Regions from separate parts of the Homo sapiens genome. Here region 2 is linked to region 1. Evidence: read pairs that join two places in POLR2A ChIA-PET (ENCODE). Cell type or tissue: HepG2. All regions are shown on one strand.

Region 1 (8,000 bases):
CCCTGTGATAGTGGGGAGGCTGTCACCACCCTCTTGCTTCTCTGGGCTCTTCTAGAGCAGGGCTTCTCGAACTCAGCGCCGTTGGCATTGGAGCCGGATAGCTCTTCGGGATGGCAGCTGTCCTGCGCCCTGTAGGATGTCAGCAGCATCCCAGGCCTCTGCCCCCTGAATGCCAGTAGCACTTGCATTCACCCAGTTGGGACCGTCTGAAATGTCTCTAAACATTGCCAGAGGTCCCCTAGGGAGGAGAATCACCCCAGTTGAGAACCACCGTGTCAGAGAGACAGAAATGGATTCTTAACCTTCATTGGCCAAAAGAGGAAGATTTCCATGGTGTTTCTTCCCATCACGTTGGCCAGTTTCAGGTAGGGAATTGAGGTAGAGGTTAGCTATGGTGCAAGAGGCCCCCCCACCAGGAAAGCAGCGGAATGTTCCCACAAGAGTGACAGTTAACATCATGTGGTTTTCCAAATTGCAGAGGCATCAGTACTCATGATGAGCTCTCCTTGCCTGGACGACTTTCAGGGAGTCAGTGGAAGGAGAGGCCTTTGGAGGAGGAATCTATAGCTAGAGTCCCCTCTGGAGAACTGGGCTGAGGTGGGTTTTCCACCCTGTCTCAGCCCCACATGACCAAGACGCATGGCGAGAAGGAGTTTGGGGTAGTAACCAGCATCTCCAGGCTGCATGGAGCAGAAGTGCAGGCCCCATGGGCATGCTTGCATGCCCTCCCCACCCGCTCAGGGCCTGAGGCTCTGTGAAGCTGGAGGCCAGCCCACTGCCATGTTCCCAGGTGCAGACTCCAGGCCAGGGAGGCTTTGCTTGCTTTGCAGTGCATCTCCTGGGCTTCCTGGGCTCACGGGAATCGTCATTTTGCAGAAGGGAAAATAAGAGGAAGTAACGTGCCCACTGGGCTGGGCAGGAGCTGGGCTGCAAACTCCTGCACTCTGCTAATTCAGCAGCCGCCACTTTGTCCCTTCTGTGTGGGAGTGCAGAGCCTGGTGCCGTGAGAGGCCCTGAACATCCTGCGTGCCAGGACCACCTGAGGCCCAGCTCCTCAGCGTGCTCAGGAGCTGGGCCAGTGGGTCCTCCCTTCCCACCCTCCAGGGGCTCAGTATGGCGATCGCTTGCTCTTCTGGGGCTCAAACCTGCCATGGGCCACACTGGGTTCTCAGTGGAAATTGAGGCTGGCCTCCAGGCCTCACTCCCACCCGCACAGCCACAGAAGGTCTCTTAGCCATTGGCATCCCCACTAGAAGCCCAGTGGGCTGGGACAGAAGGAACCTTGTGGCTGGGCCTTTCACAGAGGACTGGGTCTCTCCTAGTCCTTCACCCGGTTTCTCCAGACTGCTGTCCCCCAAAAGCAGCACCCACACCTGTCAATGTGCATCCTGGCGGACAGCCACCTGGCCCAGCTGGTTCGGGAACCTGCTGCCCACTCTGCCAGCACACCAAGCCATTGTCAACCAGCTCCAGGGTTGCAGGCCCAGCCACCCAGTCTGGGGGCACACACAGCATCTGACATGGAAAAGGCCCTGCAAACATGTGGCTTCCTCCATCCTCCCCATGCTCCTGTGGGGGGCTGAGGCCGTTCCAAAGAGCTTTGTTGAGGTGGAGGGGGGTATCCACCTGCCCTCCTGCTTCTCCATTGCACTTCCTTTTCTCCTGCGATGACTTTAAAGAGGGGCATCGTTGGCTGGGTGCAGTGGCTCATGCCTGTAATCCCAGCACTTTGGGAGGCCGAGGTGTGCGGATCACGAGGTCAGGAGTTCAAGACCAGCCTGGCCAACATAGCGAAACCCCGTTTCTACTAAAAATATAAAAATTAGCCAGGCATGGTGGCACATGCCTATAATCCCAGCTACTCGGTAGACTGAGGCAGGAGGATCGCTTGAACCCAGGAGGCGGAGGTTGCAGTGAGCCAAGATCACACCACTGCACTCCAGCCTGCGCGACAGAGCAAGACTTCGTCTCAAAAAAATAAATAAAAATAAATAAATAAATAAAGAGAGGCATCGCGATGGTTCCGCAGATGCTGGCATGAAGCCACAGGCCTGATGAGGAGCACAATGATTTCTTAACCCCCTCTTTAGCTGTTAGGCAAACTCTAAATTGTTCTTCTCAGCCTCCAAGATTGCACACTGAGAAAGAAAGGAAAGAGATTCTTCTGGCCAGCAAGTGAAAAGCTGTTCTTTTGGCAGGAGTGTGTTTAGCTCTGGGACCTGGAGCGGCTGCTATAGAAAGACAGAGGCATCGGGAGTTCTTGAAGACACACATCTGGTGGGGGTTCTTGGCATTGAGGAAGATGCATGATTTCCCTAAAGACCCTGGGAGCGTTTCCTCTTCCCCAGGCAGCTTTCCCAGGCCGCACCTCCATGTCGGAGTCAGTGGGGGTGAGAACGGGGTACCCAAGCTCCAGCCAGGCTTGAGTGGGTTGGACTTCCTGTCGGTGTCCACACAGCCTCCTTTTCTGGTGGACATAACGGTTGAGATGCATGTCAAGGTGAAGCCAGTGGCTTTAAAACCTTCATTTTTTAGCCAGCTACTCTGGCTCCAGGCCCTTTCCTTAGCAGCAGGGAGTTGAGGCCAAGCTCACAGATAGAGCGAAGATGGCGACATGTGCGGTGGGGTGCTGTACCCCCACTCCCTCCACGGGACTTTGCAGGACTAAGGCAGATGAGCCTCCCGAGGCACTCATTTGGGGCTCAAACCCCAATTCCTCCCATTTTTAACTGTGTGACCTGTTTCCAAGGCCTTTCTGCTTTGTCTGTGACGCAGCGATGATAGTGCCTGCCGTGTCATAGTGTGGTGGGGTTATATAAATGGCGCATGTCTCAGCCCCAGTGCTGGCTGTGTCTGATAAAGCGGGGCTGTTGTTCAGCCTCCCCACAGGGCTTGTGCTTCCCAGGGTGGTCTGTGGAGGGGGAACCACACCCCTGAGGGGATGAAATCATGGCACCTTCCGTGCCGAGAGCTGGCTCCAGTGCACCGGCCCTGTTGCCCCAGTGCCCAGGGCACCCACCAGCGGCCCGGCCCGGCTCCGCTAAAACAACTCTGCCCGGAGTAGGTGTTGGTGTGCGTTGCCTTCCCCCGGCCTCTTCCCACCCTCCATGCTAATGCAGGCAGAACAAGCCCAGGCCTTGTCTCCCCGTGAACCATCCACTTATCCTCAGTAGAAAGGAGAGGAGGGAGAAAACCCAGCCTCTTTGATAAACTGTGATATGAACTCCAGCGTGACCCGACAGCTGTGATCTTTACAAGGCCTGCTTCTGTGCTGGGAAGCGAGCAAGTCTGAAGACAGTCGCTCTGCCTGCCAACACGGCCCTCCGGCCAGCCGCGCTTTGGCTTCAGCGACTGTGCATTTTTCCCCTCCTCTTCCTCCCTGCCGCCTTGCAGAGAGGACTGGTGGAGAATGCTTGCATCTGTAATGAGCCACTGTATGCGGTGAATGCCAGGGCCTGATCCGAACCGGCCCAGTTAATGGTAGATGAGGTCCGAGCCACCTCCCAGGAGAACAGGGCACTCCTAAGATGAGGCGGGCATTTGGAGAGGATGGGGCCCACAAGGGAAAGGAGGAAGCAGTCATGGGACTTCTTTCACGAGATCCTGACCCAGAGAAGCCCAGCAGCAAGGCTTCCGGTTCATTCTGGGCCTCCTCTCACCTCTGCTACAGACAGGCGTGGCAGCCTGTCCAGCTGAGCAAATGCTCAGTCCCTAATATGTGCCTCTGCTACTGCCCCTCCCCAGTGTCCTGGGTTTGCATAAGAGCCCTTGTGTTGGGAAGAGGGGGAATAGGTGGAGTGGGGAGCTGATTGGTCACTGAGGGGGTGGGGGGCCGGGCAGCCGCTAGAAACTGGACTTGTTTTTAATTGTGGGGCCTGGGGGAAGGGCCTGAGAAGAAACTCTCTTTCATGCCGTAATTGGGAAATTCCACTTTGCTGGCCTCGTGCATTCTGCCCTGTGGACAGGGCCCTTGGCTGGGGCCAAATCACCAAGGTGTCCAAGGCCACCGGCCGTCTGCACCACTGGCGCCCCTCCCAAGCCCAGCTCCCACATCAGGCTCTGTCATCCCCTGCAGCTGCCGAATCTCGAGTCCATTTGGCATCGGGACCCCCTCCTCACTCTGTGAGTCTTTGTGCGGTGCCCCCTCACCTGCCTGGAGGCATTGGCCGGGCCCCCAGAAGCCCATTGTGCTGGTGCTAATGGATGGCGAATTAGAGTGAAGTGGCCAGACCAGATCCCTGTTTGCCTCTGGCCCCAGCTCACAAGCTAGAGCTTCTAGGCGGCCCCACTCTTCCTCTCACCCTTTTAATGGATTGCGTTCATTTGTTCAGGATAAAAATAAATTGCTGTGGCAAATGTGCACCAACCTAAGTCTGTTTGCTAGAAGAGGCCCCGATCCACCTACCCAGAATGCAGATGGGTTTTGATCTTTCATAAGTCCGTAGCCGTATCGATTGGGCCCCCAGCTGAGGGGAGGGAGACAGGACATTGAACAGGCAGGAGGAATTCTTCCACAGAGCTTCCTGCTTCCCTCTCAGCAGAAGCTTCTCTTCTTGCTGGCTTGAGTTGTCTGTCCAGCTCCTTGTGTGAATCTTCTGGAGCTTTCCACAGCCGTTCCCCGCCCAGGGGCCAGGGCTGAAGTGTTTTTGTCGCCATGCAAGGGACGCAGAGGAGTGTGTGCAGCAGGAGCCGCTTTACACAACCGGCTCCCGGCTTCTCATCTCCTAATTAGAGACCCCTTCGCAATGGGAATGGCAGGGGGACCCAGGAGGCCCAAGAGGCCCAGTCTGACACACAGAAAAGACTGTTGGGAGAAAAAGAGTGCTGCCTTCCCAGGTGAAAAGATGACCTTGTGAGGTGCAAAGTTCAGGGAGCCCAGAGAGCCTGGCCCAGCCTGCATTCCATTGTTCCCTAGTCCATGGCAAAATGACCAGCGTCCTTGCACCTCACAGAACCATCGGAGGTTGTTCCCTGTTGACCCAGAAGTGGCTGGAGATGGAGTGGGGGGTGGTCCTGGCCTTGCTCTGCCTCCTCCAAGCAGTCCCCACAGTGTCATACACACTGGCACTCCCTGTAACAAGGGATGGCTTTTCTCCTGCAAAATGGATACCACATGTGGCAGGCCTTGCTAGACCAGGCTGGGATGAATTAGGTCTGACCTGGGGTATGAGGGGAGTAGAGGAAATGCTGGCCAGAGGGAGCCCTGCACAGTGTGCCTAGGGGGCCCAAGAGCCTCAAAGGGGTGGCATCTTGGTGTTTGCGGGGTCCACTGGGCTTTGAGCAGGGCTGGTGGGAGGAGACTAGAGGTCACAGGTGAACTTGGCAAGAGGTGGCCATGTGTCCTTCAGGGTGACCCCTGTCCCCACAGCCCAAGCAGCCATGCTCCCACTGAATCAGCGGTCACCCCCACTTCCAGGAGCCCCTGTGATGGAGGGGAGGACCTGGCAGCAGATTGGTGGGAAAGCTCCCCTCCTCGGTGGCCACCACATGGCACACGTGGTCAGACCCCTCATCAGGTTCACGCTGGCCCCTTGCCAGTCTTTCACTAAAAGCACGTTCTTTGTTGTCTGCACACCTGAGAAGCATCACCTCCCCCAGCCCCATAGCTCAGGCAACCAGCAGGGCTGGTAGGGTGATGGTCAGGAACAGTTTTCAGGGGCTGAGAACTTGATAATGGATTTCTTTCTGAAGCTTGAGAAGTTGTTTCTAGATGGGACCTGCAGTATTCTCTGGATCTCACTATTTAGACTTCACCTAAGGATGCCAGGAAACTTGGAAAGATTTGACATTGGTCACTCCAGCAGCTTCATTAATTAACAAGTAGCTAATGTGTACCATAATGTGGTATCATTTATTTATTTTTTGAGACAGGGTCTCACTCAGTCACCCAGGCTATGAAGGGTGACTGGGCTTCATAGCCAGTCACTGGGCTATGTGGAGTGCAGTGGCACAATCACGGCTCACCTCGCTGTGACCTCCTGCCTCAGCCTCTCAAGTAGCTGGGACTATAGGCACACACCACCATGCCTATTATTTTTTATTTTGGAGTAAGAGGAAGTCAGTTATGCATTTTTCTTGCACTTGGTAAATCTTTTTTTTTTTCTTTTGAGACAGGGTCTCACTCAGTCACCCAGAATCAAGTGCTGTGGTGCAATCTCAGCTCACTGCAACCTCCACCCCCCGGGTTCAAGCAGTTCTCATGCCTCAGCCTCCCGAGTAGCTGGAATTACAGGCGTGTACCACCTGTGTAATGCCTGGCTAATTTTTGTATTTTTAGTAGAGATGGGGTTTCACCATGTTGGCCAGGTTGGTCTCAAACTCCTGACCTCAGGTGATCCACCCACCCCAGCCTCCCAAAGAGCTGAGATTACAGTCATGAGCCACCTCACCTGGCTACATTTTTTATTTTGTTGTAGAGATGGGGTCTCACTATGTTGCCCAGGCTGGTCTTGAACTCCTGGGCTCAAACCGTCCTCCTGTCTTGGCCTCTCAAAGTGCTAGGATTACAGGCATGAGCTACCGCAGTCAGTCAGTATCATTAAAAAATGCATATACAGTGGTAGGTTTGGAACTGGCCCCTAGAAGCCATTTTCCATCCTCTGCCTCCTTGGGCCCTGCCTGCATCTGAGCCAGGACAGACAAATGTGGGTGCCCTTTGTCTTCAGCGTATTTAAACACCGAGTGTGTCTTGTCCATCGTTGTAGAATGCGTTTCTCAGGAAGCTCTTTCTCTTGTCCCGGTGTCCTTTCAGCGTGTTTCCCTGGGTTGCCCTTGGACAGCCCCGTGCGCTTCTCCCTTCTCTCTCCGCCTGCGATTTAGCAGAGTCACGAAGATCACAGAACCCCCACAACCCTGGCCCCGTCACAGAAACACACCCAAAAGGGTTTCTGCTGCATGCGGTTTGTGAAAGGCCGCCCAGACCAGGCACCTCTTCCATGGGGAAGGAGAGAGCTCCTGTCTCTGAGCAGGGGTGATGTGGCCCTCGGAGGGGCCTGGCCTGGGGGACCCATGGCACAGAATTCCGCCTCAGATGGCACTCGCCACCCTGCAAGGGAGCATGCAGTGCCCGGGGAAGAGTCCTGGATGGGCCAAGTCCACTTCATAGCCCAGGCGGGGATGGCCACCAAAGCGGCTCTTGGGATCTGAGTGGATGAGGGAGTTTTCTGTAGTTCAGGGCTCAGATGCAGTGAGTCCCAGGAGAGTGGGGGCCTTGGGTCATTTGCCGTTGTCCTCGTCATTGTTCCATCTTTTAAAGGCACCTGTGGCACCTGAGCATCTGCCCTCGTCCCCAGTCCTAGGTTCTCAACTGTGGCATTGGGAGGTGATCTGCAGGGTACTGCATAGCCATCCAAAGACCCCAGAGCTGAGGTGCCCTCCACCGGGCCTGGGGTCCTGTGCTCCTGTGCTGTGGGGAAAGAGAGAGTGATGGCCTGATGGTGAGACTGATGTGGGGGGACACGCCTGCCATGAGCACCATCACACAGGCCCAGAGGACACGTGCTATCCAGGACTGGCACCATGGGATTCACCTAACCCTGTCTGCAGAGCAGCGCCAGATCCGCCAGCCCGCAATCCGCAGCTGGAGGGGCCTGGAGGGTTCGTGTTCTGCAGCCCAGAGAGGCACAATGGCTGTCCCATGCAGCAGACGGGGACAGAGCTGAGACGAGAGCCACGTCTCCTGATCTCCACACACCAGGACAGGACCTCAGACCTGGCAGCCAGGGGCTCAGCCTCATTAGAGAGAAGCCGGGCCCTCCCATGGGGTCGCCATCCTACCCAGGGTTATTTAGCCTGAGGAAAATCCCCACAGAGACCTCTCCTGATGTGACGCCATCCTTGTCCTCCTCTTCCTTCTCTTCTCCTCCTCTGCTTCCTCTTCCTTCCTCCCCCTCGTCTTTCTCGTCCTCATCCTCCTTTTTCCTTCCCCACCTCCTCCTCTTCCTCTTCTTTCTCCTCCTCTTCCTCGGCTTCCTGTTTCTCCTCTTCCCTTCCTCCCATCC
Region 2 (8,000 bases), 67 kb after region 1:
GGCTGCAGGGGTCTTCCGAGGCAGGGCGGTGGAGCAGGATTCAGGATGTGGTGGGAATAGAGTGAGGGGCAGTGGGTGGGCAGACCTGGGCGTCAGAGGTCCTGATGGGAAAGGAGGCAGGGGCTACCCAGAGAGGGGGGCTCGTGTGGCACAGCCCCCACCGACTCCGCCGTCCCCCTCCCCTGTGAGCCCCGGGGGCTGTACATACTCTACTCCATCCCCTTGTCCATCCCTGAGACCACCCCCGCCGCCCTTGCGTCGACTTAGCAACCACCTCATAGGCCCACCCACCTCGGGATCCGAGCCAACCATCCCACATCACAAACTTTGGTTTGGGGGACTTTACGTTCGTTTAATTTCTCATTTTGTACGGAGAAATATTCTTTTCAAAAGCGTCTTTTGACTGAAGTAACTTTCCTGGTGCTGTTGTTAACTCGTTCCTTTTTTTAATTTATTCCCCCACCCCAGGCAGCCCTCCTGGTTCCTACTCACCCTCCCCCCCTCCCCCACCCTCCGTCCCATCTGAACCATTTGTTTCTTTTCTTTCCGTCAGATTTTGGAAAAATTCTCCTCTCCTCCCCGCCCCCTCCACACCATCCTCCCCGATTTAAATATAGTCACTGCTACAAGTAACAGATGCACTGTGAAGATTCCAGTATTAATAAAGGTGTACTGTAATTAACACCCCTGCCTCTGCCTGGCTGCTTCCTACCCCATCCCCACACCTCACCTTTCCCACCCCAGATCCCAGCTGCAGGGGGACAGGCTGGGGGTTCCCAGAGGATCTCAGATCTCAATGTAGGTGCCAGGGCCAGACCTGGGTCTCTGAAATGTCCCATATGTGTCCCTGCTAGGGGCTGCCTGGGGGCAGCCAGATGGAGGGAGGGAGGGAGAGAGGGAGGGAGGGAGAGAGGGAGGGAGGGAGGGAGGATGGCAAGGGTCAAAGCCAAGGTATCAGCCCAACACCGCCTCCCCCAACCCAGGCTTGCAGAGGCCCCTGGGCTGGGCTGGGCTGGGCTGGGCTGGGCTGGGCTGGGCTGGGCTGGGCCGGAACTCCATCCCTGGCATCCCTCTCATTCCACATCCCTTGGGCAGGCTCCATCCACTCCAAATCCGCATCCTCAGCCCTGCCCCCCTCCACTTCCTGCACTTGGCCACCTCCCATCCCCGCCAGGTTCACCCCTGAAGATGCAAAGCAAAGCAAACCAAAGGAAGTGGGGTGTTTAATAGAAAAAAGAAACTGGAAGAGCATCCACTATGGCAAGATGTGGCACTTGGCACCGCCCTCTGCCCCCAGCTCCCCAGTCTGCCAGGCTGGGGGGTCATAGAATGGCCACGCCGTGCTGGCTGTCTCCCCTGCAACCCACAGCTGTGCCCTCACTGCTGCGGGCCACAGGAGGCTCAGTACCCCCTTTAGGCGGGGGGACAGTGAGGGCAGCACCAGGAGAAGCCAGGAGCTGTGTCCCCATCCACCTTCAGGTCCCCAGGTCCCCTCCGCTCCAGGTGAGGCCATGACAGCTATGGAAGGCAGGAAGCTGAGCCCTGCTGTGGCACAGAATCCCCCTCAAAGGAAAAACACCCTTCCCAGGGGTCCTCTCCCAAGGGGGGCTCCCACCACCACCCCTTGAAGTCTCAGACCCAGTTGAACTCCTGTGGGAGCTGGTCTGGCTGCCCCTATCCGCAGTCACCATCCAGGGTGCTCAGGGCAAGAGGCCCTCGCCCTGTGCCCTGACCGGCCTCACCGAGCCCGTGGAGTGAGGCGGGGAGCTGGGGGACCACGGGGGCGGAGGGTACAGCTGGGTGGCCGCATACTGCAATGAGGGCTCTGGGCTGCAAGACTGAGGACTTGGCACCTCACAGTCCTGCCAGTTTAGGACGGAGCTTTGTTTACCTGCAAGAGATAGGGGAAAAAAAAAAAGACTGCAGCAGTGTTCAAGACCACCCTCCCCACTAAGCCAAGCCGCATGTGCTTGTCCCCCACTCTACCCAGGGCCCATCCTGGCTTCCAGAAATGGCTTGTAGCCCCGGGGAGCAGAGGATATGCCCGGGAGGACGCCAGCTCTGCCAGCTGGCCTGGGTGGGCCCAGATGCCTGGCCTCCCACCCCCAGGCGCCATCCCCTGAGAGCTCCTTACAGCAGGAGCAGTACAGCAGCTCCATGACCCGGAAGCAGTTGTCCAGCAGGGCTTTGGGCCGCACCAGCTTCAGGTTTGGCCCTGGGGCATTCAAGAGGGACAACACGGATTCCACCTTGGGGCTGACCTCCACATCCTGGAAAGGAGGAAACAGTCAGGAGCGGTGGCGAGATGGGGCCGCACCCCAGGAGAGCCGTGAGGGCTGTCCAGTCACCTGGAGCTGCCCAAACCCCGGAAGAAGGACCAGACTTCCTGTGACCATGAGCCTGGATAGCTATTTCTCACCATCTTCTTCCTGTGGGCATGGGGAGGGTCCCAGATGCCACCACTCACCCATGTACAACTCAGAGGCTTCGCTTTTCCATCCTTGAAAAATGAGTAAAGGGCGTAGACCAGGACAGTGAGGAAAGTGGGGCAAACTGCACCCAGGCACGGCCACCCACCACTGCGTGAGGACCCCCTGACCTGGGGAAAACTGTCCCTCAAGAAGCAGACATCTCCATCAACTCCAAGGAACAAGAGAAGGTCCTCACAGAGACACTGAGGCTTAAGTCACATACACAGGGCAGGGTGTCCAGCTTCAAGCTGGGGTGCTTTCTCTCCACGATATGCAACAACAGGGTCATGTGGGGTGCACCGTGGCACCAAGGGAATCAAGTCCCTGAACAGGAGGTCAGGGCCACTGTAGAAAGCATCATGGGAAACGTGGGGGGTGATCTTCTGGAAGGGGGTGACAACAAGGCAACATGTCCTGGGCCAAATTGTCCCTCTCCTCCCCCAAAAAGCTGTCTTGGTCCTACCCCTTGGTACCCGTGAATGTGACCCTATTTGGAAATAGGTTCTTTGCAGAGGTAATTAAGTTCAGGATCTTAGAAGGACATCATCCTGGATTTCAGGTAGGCCCTAAATCCAATGCCTGATGTCCTTGTAAGAGAAAGGTGACAGACATGGAAACAGGGCAGAAGGCCATGAAAAGACTGAGACGGCCAGGAATGGTGGTTCAACCTGTAATCCCAGCACTTTGGGAGGCTGAGGGAGGCATATCACTTGAGGCCAGGAGTTCAAGACCAGCCTAACCAACATGGCAGAACCCCGTCTCTACTAAAAATACAGGTGTGGTGGCAGGCATCTATAATCCCAGCTACTTGGGAGGCTGAGGCAGGAGAATTGCTTGAACCTGGGAGACGGAGGTTGCAGTGAGCCAAGATTGCCCCACTGCAATGCACCTGGGCGACACAGTGAGACTCCGCCTCAAAAAAACAAAAAAAGCCACCACAGAGGCCAGGCAGGATGTAATCCCAGTCCTGTAATCCCAGGACTTTGGGAGGCTGAGGCAGAAAGATCACTTGAGGCCAGGGGTTCAAGACCAGCCTGGGCAACATAGCGAGACCCCCATCTCTAAAACAATAAAAAAGAAATAAAATGAAATAAACAGGAAAAAGAGCCACCAAGCAGATCAAGGAGTCTCCTGACTTTGTAGGAATTGACAGCCTCCCCACCAGTCTGGTTCCAGGAAAGCTCCAGGCAGCTGCAAAACAGGTGCTAGTCCCTAAGCCCTTTCACCGTCGGAAGCTCACAGTTGGCCTGGGATGTTCTCCCGACAAGCTGGGCCTTGTCAGCAGCTGGCTGGGCAGGGCAGCAGGTGGATCCCAGGGACAGGTGTGCACCAGAGTCCTGAGGAGGTCTGGTGGAGACGGGGAGAGGTCCCACCGCACACACGGCCTGCATGGGTCATCTCGCCACCTTCCTTTTTTACTACAACTCAGGCATTTTAGAGGATAATATCCCTGAGGCCTCAGATCAATTTCTCTGAGCGGGTCAGGGATGGGGGACCTCTTTTTTTAATTAACTAAAGTCCATAATTTACATTAGGGCTCACACTCTCTGTTGTACAGTTCTGTGGGTTGTGACAAATGCATGATGTCATGTATACAACATGAATGCATTATACAGCATAGTTTTTTGTTTTTTGTTTTGAGATGGAGTTTTTCGTTCTTGTTGCCCAAGCTGGAGTGCAATGGTGCAATCTCAGCTCACTGCAACCTCTGCCTCCCAGGTTCAAGCGATTCTCCTGCCTCAGCCTCCTGAGTAGCTGGGATAACAGGTGCCCACCACCAGGACTGGCTTATTTTTGTATTTTTAGTAGAGACGGGGTTTCACCATTTGGCCAGGCTGGTCTCAAACTCCTGACCTCGGCCTCCCAAAGTGCTGGGATTACAGGCATGAGCCGCCGCGCCCGGCCTGCAGCATGTTTTACTGCCCTAAACATTCCCTGTGCTCCATCCATTCTTCCCCTCTCCCCCTACCCCACCTCCAGGACCCTCGTGTTGCAGAAACAAAGAGGGTACGATGACTTGCCCAGGATCCAGAGGGAGAGAGGCAGAGCCTAGAACAGAGTCTCAGAGGCATCGCCTGCACCCCGAGCCCGGCTCTCATGACCACCACGGCTGCCTCTTCCTTCCACAGGCCTCTTTTCCTGCACCCCTCCCCCACTTCTCCCACGTCCCTCTGCTTGTGCCCATCTTTCCGTGTATTCACCCTTTCCCTCACTAGCCTTTGGCCACACCTCACACACATGTACACACGTGTGCACACACACACACCCCACCTGCCACTCCTCCACACAACTCACCGTGAGGCCCTGCTGGACATTCAGCAGCAGCGTCTCCACCTCCTGCAGGTACTTCCAGGATGGGTGGCCCTCGAGCAGCACGTCCTGCACCGACTCAGTGGCACTGAGGCTCACCAAGACCCACAGATACCGCAGCTCCCGCTCGCTCACCTGGGCCCTCTGCTGCGGAAACAGGGAAGTCACTGCAACTCGGGAGACATGGGCCTCTGGGCTCTGACCACTCCCTCACCAGGGACTTGCCCCTGCATAGGGAGCAGACGCGGGCCGTCCGCTGTGGACAGTGGACAAACATGTGCCTGGGCCAAGGGCCAGCCTGCTCTCGGGGCTGAGGAGAGGCCCCAGGCCAGCAGCACCACCTGCCAGTCCCAGCGCGCCTCTGAGGCTGGGGCCCACCGGATGTCGCAGGAGGCAGGGTCCCCCCAGCCCAGGAAGGGATTCTCACCAGCCTGGTGACGTTGGCGATTCTGAACACCCCCTCGTAAGGCACACTGATCTTGTAGTTGATGGGGAAGTAGTGTTTCTGGAGAGGCACAAGAACAAACTATGAGGCCAGAAGTAGAAATGACCAGCAGGCTCCCCAACCTCCCAAATGATGTTTTTTTTAACAGTTAGTCTCACTCTGTCACCCAGTATGGAGTGCAGGGGCAGCATCATGGCTCACGGAAGCCTTGACCTCCCAGGCTCAAGCAATCCTTCCACCTCAGCCTCCCAAGTAGGTGGGACTACAGGTGTGTGCCACCACGCCCAGATGATTTTTTTATTTTTTGTAGAGATGGGGTTTCTTCTTGTTGCCCAGGCTGGTCTTGAATCCCGGGCTCAAGCCCCTCAAAGTGCTGGGGTTATAGGTATGAGCCACCATGCCCGGCCTCCAGATGAATTTTGATGTAGGAGGAGAGAACTCAGGGCCCAGACCTTTGACGGCAGAGGTGGTCCTGTGCAGAGAGGTGTGCCTGGCTCCCAGCTGGGATAAAAACACTTCACTTTCCTCTGGGACTCAGGGTGGGTGAAACAAAATACACAGTTCCTGTTAAGGCAGAAATTTCAGGCTCAAGAGTGAGGACACGTTACTTCAAGAAAAACATGTTATTTTGTGGGTGAGAATGTTCTAAAACCTATGATGGTGATGGTTGCACAACTCTGTGAACTAAAAACTCTTTGAGTTGTGCACTTTAAATGAGTAAATTATGTCTTTTATATATAAATATGTAAATTATATCTCAGTAAAGCTGTTAAAATAAAAAAGACACAAGCCAGGTGCAGTGGCTCACGCCTGTAATCCCAGCACCTTGGGAGGCTGAGGAGAGACAGTCACTTGAGCACAGGAGTTTAAGTTTACACTGAGCTATGATCCCGCCACTACACTTCAGCCTGGACAACAGAGTGACACCCTGTCTCTAAAAATTAAATTAATTAATTTAAAAAGATACATTGGTCAGGCATGGTGGCTCACACCTATAATCCCAGCACTTTGGGAGGCCAAGGTGGGCATATTGCTTGAGCCCAGGAGTTCAAGACCACCCTGGGCAACATGGTGAACCCCTGTCTCTACTCAAAAAAAAAGTTTTAATTAGCTGGGCATGGTGGTGCATGCCTGTAGTCCCAGCTACTTGGGAGGCTGAGGTGGGAGGATCATTTGAGCCTTGGAGGTGGAGGTTGCAGTGAGCTGAAATTATCCACTGCACTCCAGCCTGGGCAACAGAGCAAGACCCTGTCTCAAAAGAAAAGAAAAGGATTTTTAGGAAAAGTTAAAAAATTAAAAAGAAAAAAAAAGGGCCGGGCGCAGTGGCTCACGCCTGTAATCCCAGCACTTTGGGAGGCTGAGGCAGGCGGATCACGAGGTCAAGAGATGGAGACCATCCTGACTAACATGGTGAAACCCCGTCTCTACTAAAATTGCAAAAATTAGCTGGGCATGGTGGCGCGCACCTGTAGTCCCAGCTACTCGGGAGGCTGAGGCAGGAGAATCACTGGAACCGGGGAGGTGGAGGTTGCAGTGAGCCAAGATTGAGCCACTGCACTCCAGCCTGGTGACAGACCAAGACTCCGTCTCAAAAAAAAAAAAAGATACATAGAGCCACACAGACATCTCCACTCTGCAAAAAGAACCAAATATTCCGATTTCTAGGTCTTTAGCTCCCTGGCTAATAAGTGCCTGGGGTTTGTCAAAGAGCTCCAGGTGTCCATTCCTGAGTCATATGGTGACTGCCATCATGGAGGTGGGATTAAAGTGAGATCGAGGAGGAGGGGTGGAGGCCCCAGGAGATGGCAGGAGGAGGGTCAGTAAGTGCAGACCAGGTGCATGGGTAGGTTTCGGAGAAAGGCAGAGAAACAGGCCATGGTCGGCTCAGGGCTGACACAGGTCCTAAGAAGGGCTCTGAATGTCCAGAGGCCTATGCCAGGTGAACCCCGGGACGCGGGGACAGGGACACAGCTGGTGCCCACGTGGTTACCATGTACTGAAGTCGGCTCCTGTACTGCAGCTTGTCCCGCAGAAAACCCGTGACAGTGCACTCCTCATTCTGCGTCAAGGGCCACATCTCCAAAGGCTCATTCCCCAAGGCCACGCCAAGGAAGATCCCAAGATCTGTGGACCACACCCGACAAGAGCACATGAGCACCCTCCATCTCATCCACGCCGTCCACAACACGCAAAGCCGAGCACAACCATCATCCATTTGCATAGGAGACAAGCACCAATGGGAAAGGTGTGGTGGGGGGCACGGGATCTGGAATGCTTTCCCTGGGGTCTGGCTCCAGAACAGCAAGGTCAGGCAGGCACTAGCAGTGCAGAGAGTCCACACCCACCCCATGCCGGCCACTGGAGCCCCCCAGGAGGCACGCCTCAGGGTCGACGTCTGGTCTCCCCGCTTCTGTCGCTCCGTGGGGCAGGCACAACCTCCCGCCCAGAACAGCCTCTGCCCCTGGTGTCCGGGTGATATGTTTTCAAAGCTCGTTGCTGGGTTTTCCAGCCCGGCATTCAGGAGATCGAATCATCCTGGATTCTGGTTTCAACTTGATAAAATGACTCTTCAGTCACCCACGCCCCACACCACTTTCCTTCCTGCTCTATCTGATCTTAGTGTCCCTCCCAGCTAACTATGCCAGCGGGTCTGTAGCGCCTTCCAGTCTGGTCATTCTAGGACGTTAAGCAGATCTCATACTTGGCTGCCTCTCTTCCTGCAACAAACGAGCCGCTGAAACATTACCATCCTTTGCCACTGGGGGTCACTGTGA

What was found. Peaks named below come from ENCODE experiments on the same cell type or tissue, not always from the same donor. Only the 100,000 strongest peaks of a DNase experiment are listed, where the experiment ranks them.
Region 2: POLR2A ChIA-PET joins it to region 1 with 14 read pairs; 7 of 35 experiments call an interaction of 5 or more read pairs at or near these places.

Annotation. Positions count from the first base shown.
Region 1 is chr16:70,721,329-70,729,328 of GRCh38, reverse strand. The region is part of intron 14 of VAC14 (VAC14 component of PIKFYVE complex); the gene reads left to right. Among named protein-coding and RNA genes, the nearest start is that of VAC14-AS1, 30 kb to the left of the region's middle. RefSeq lists an enhancer at 2,669-2,963. In HepG2, no CTCF peak of the experiment used is centred here; DNase peaks (open chromatin) are centred at 3,798, 4,448 and 4,868; H3K4me3 peaks cover 1,785 bases.
Region 2 is chr16:70,653,888-70,661,887 of GRCh38, reverse strand. It overlaps IL34 (interleukin 34), which reads right to left. Exons shown (of 6, transcript NM_001393494.1): 2 at 7,217-7,350; 3 at 5,209-5,286; 4 at 4,767-4,928; 5 at 2,135-2,270; 6 at 1,206-1,891. The coding sequence ends at 1,701. MTSS2 (MTSS I-BAR domain containing 2) reads left to right here. Exons shown (of 15, transcript NM_138383.3): 15 at 1-684. Among named protein-coding and RNA genes, the nearest start is that of IL34, 11 kb to the right of the region's middle. In HepG2, CTCF peaks have their summits at 4,918 and 7,989 (motif pointing right); DNase peaks (open chromatin) are centred at 4,947 and 7,977; H3K4me3 peaks cover 1,346 bases; H3K27me3 peaks cover 239 bases.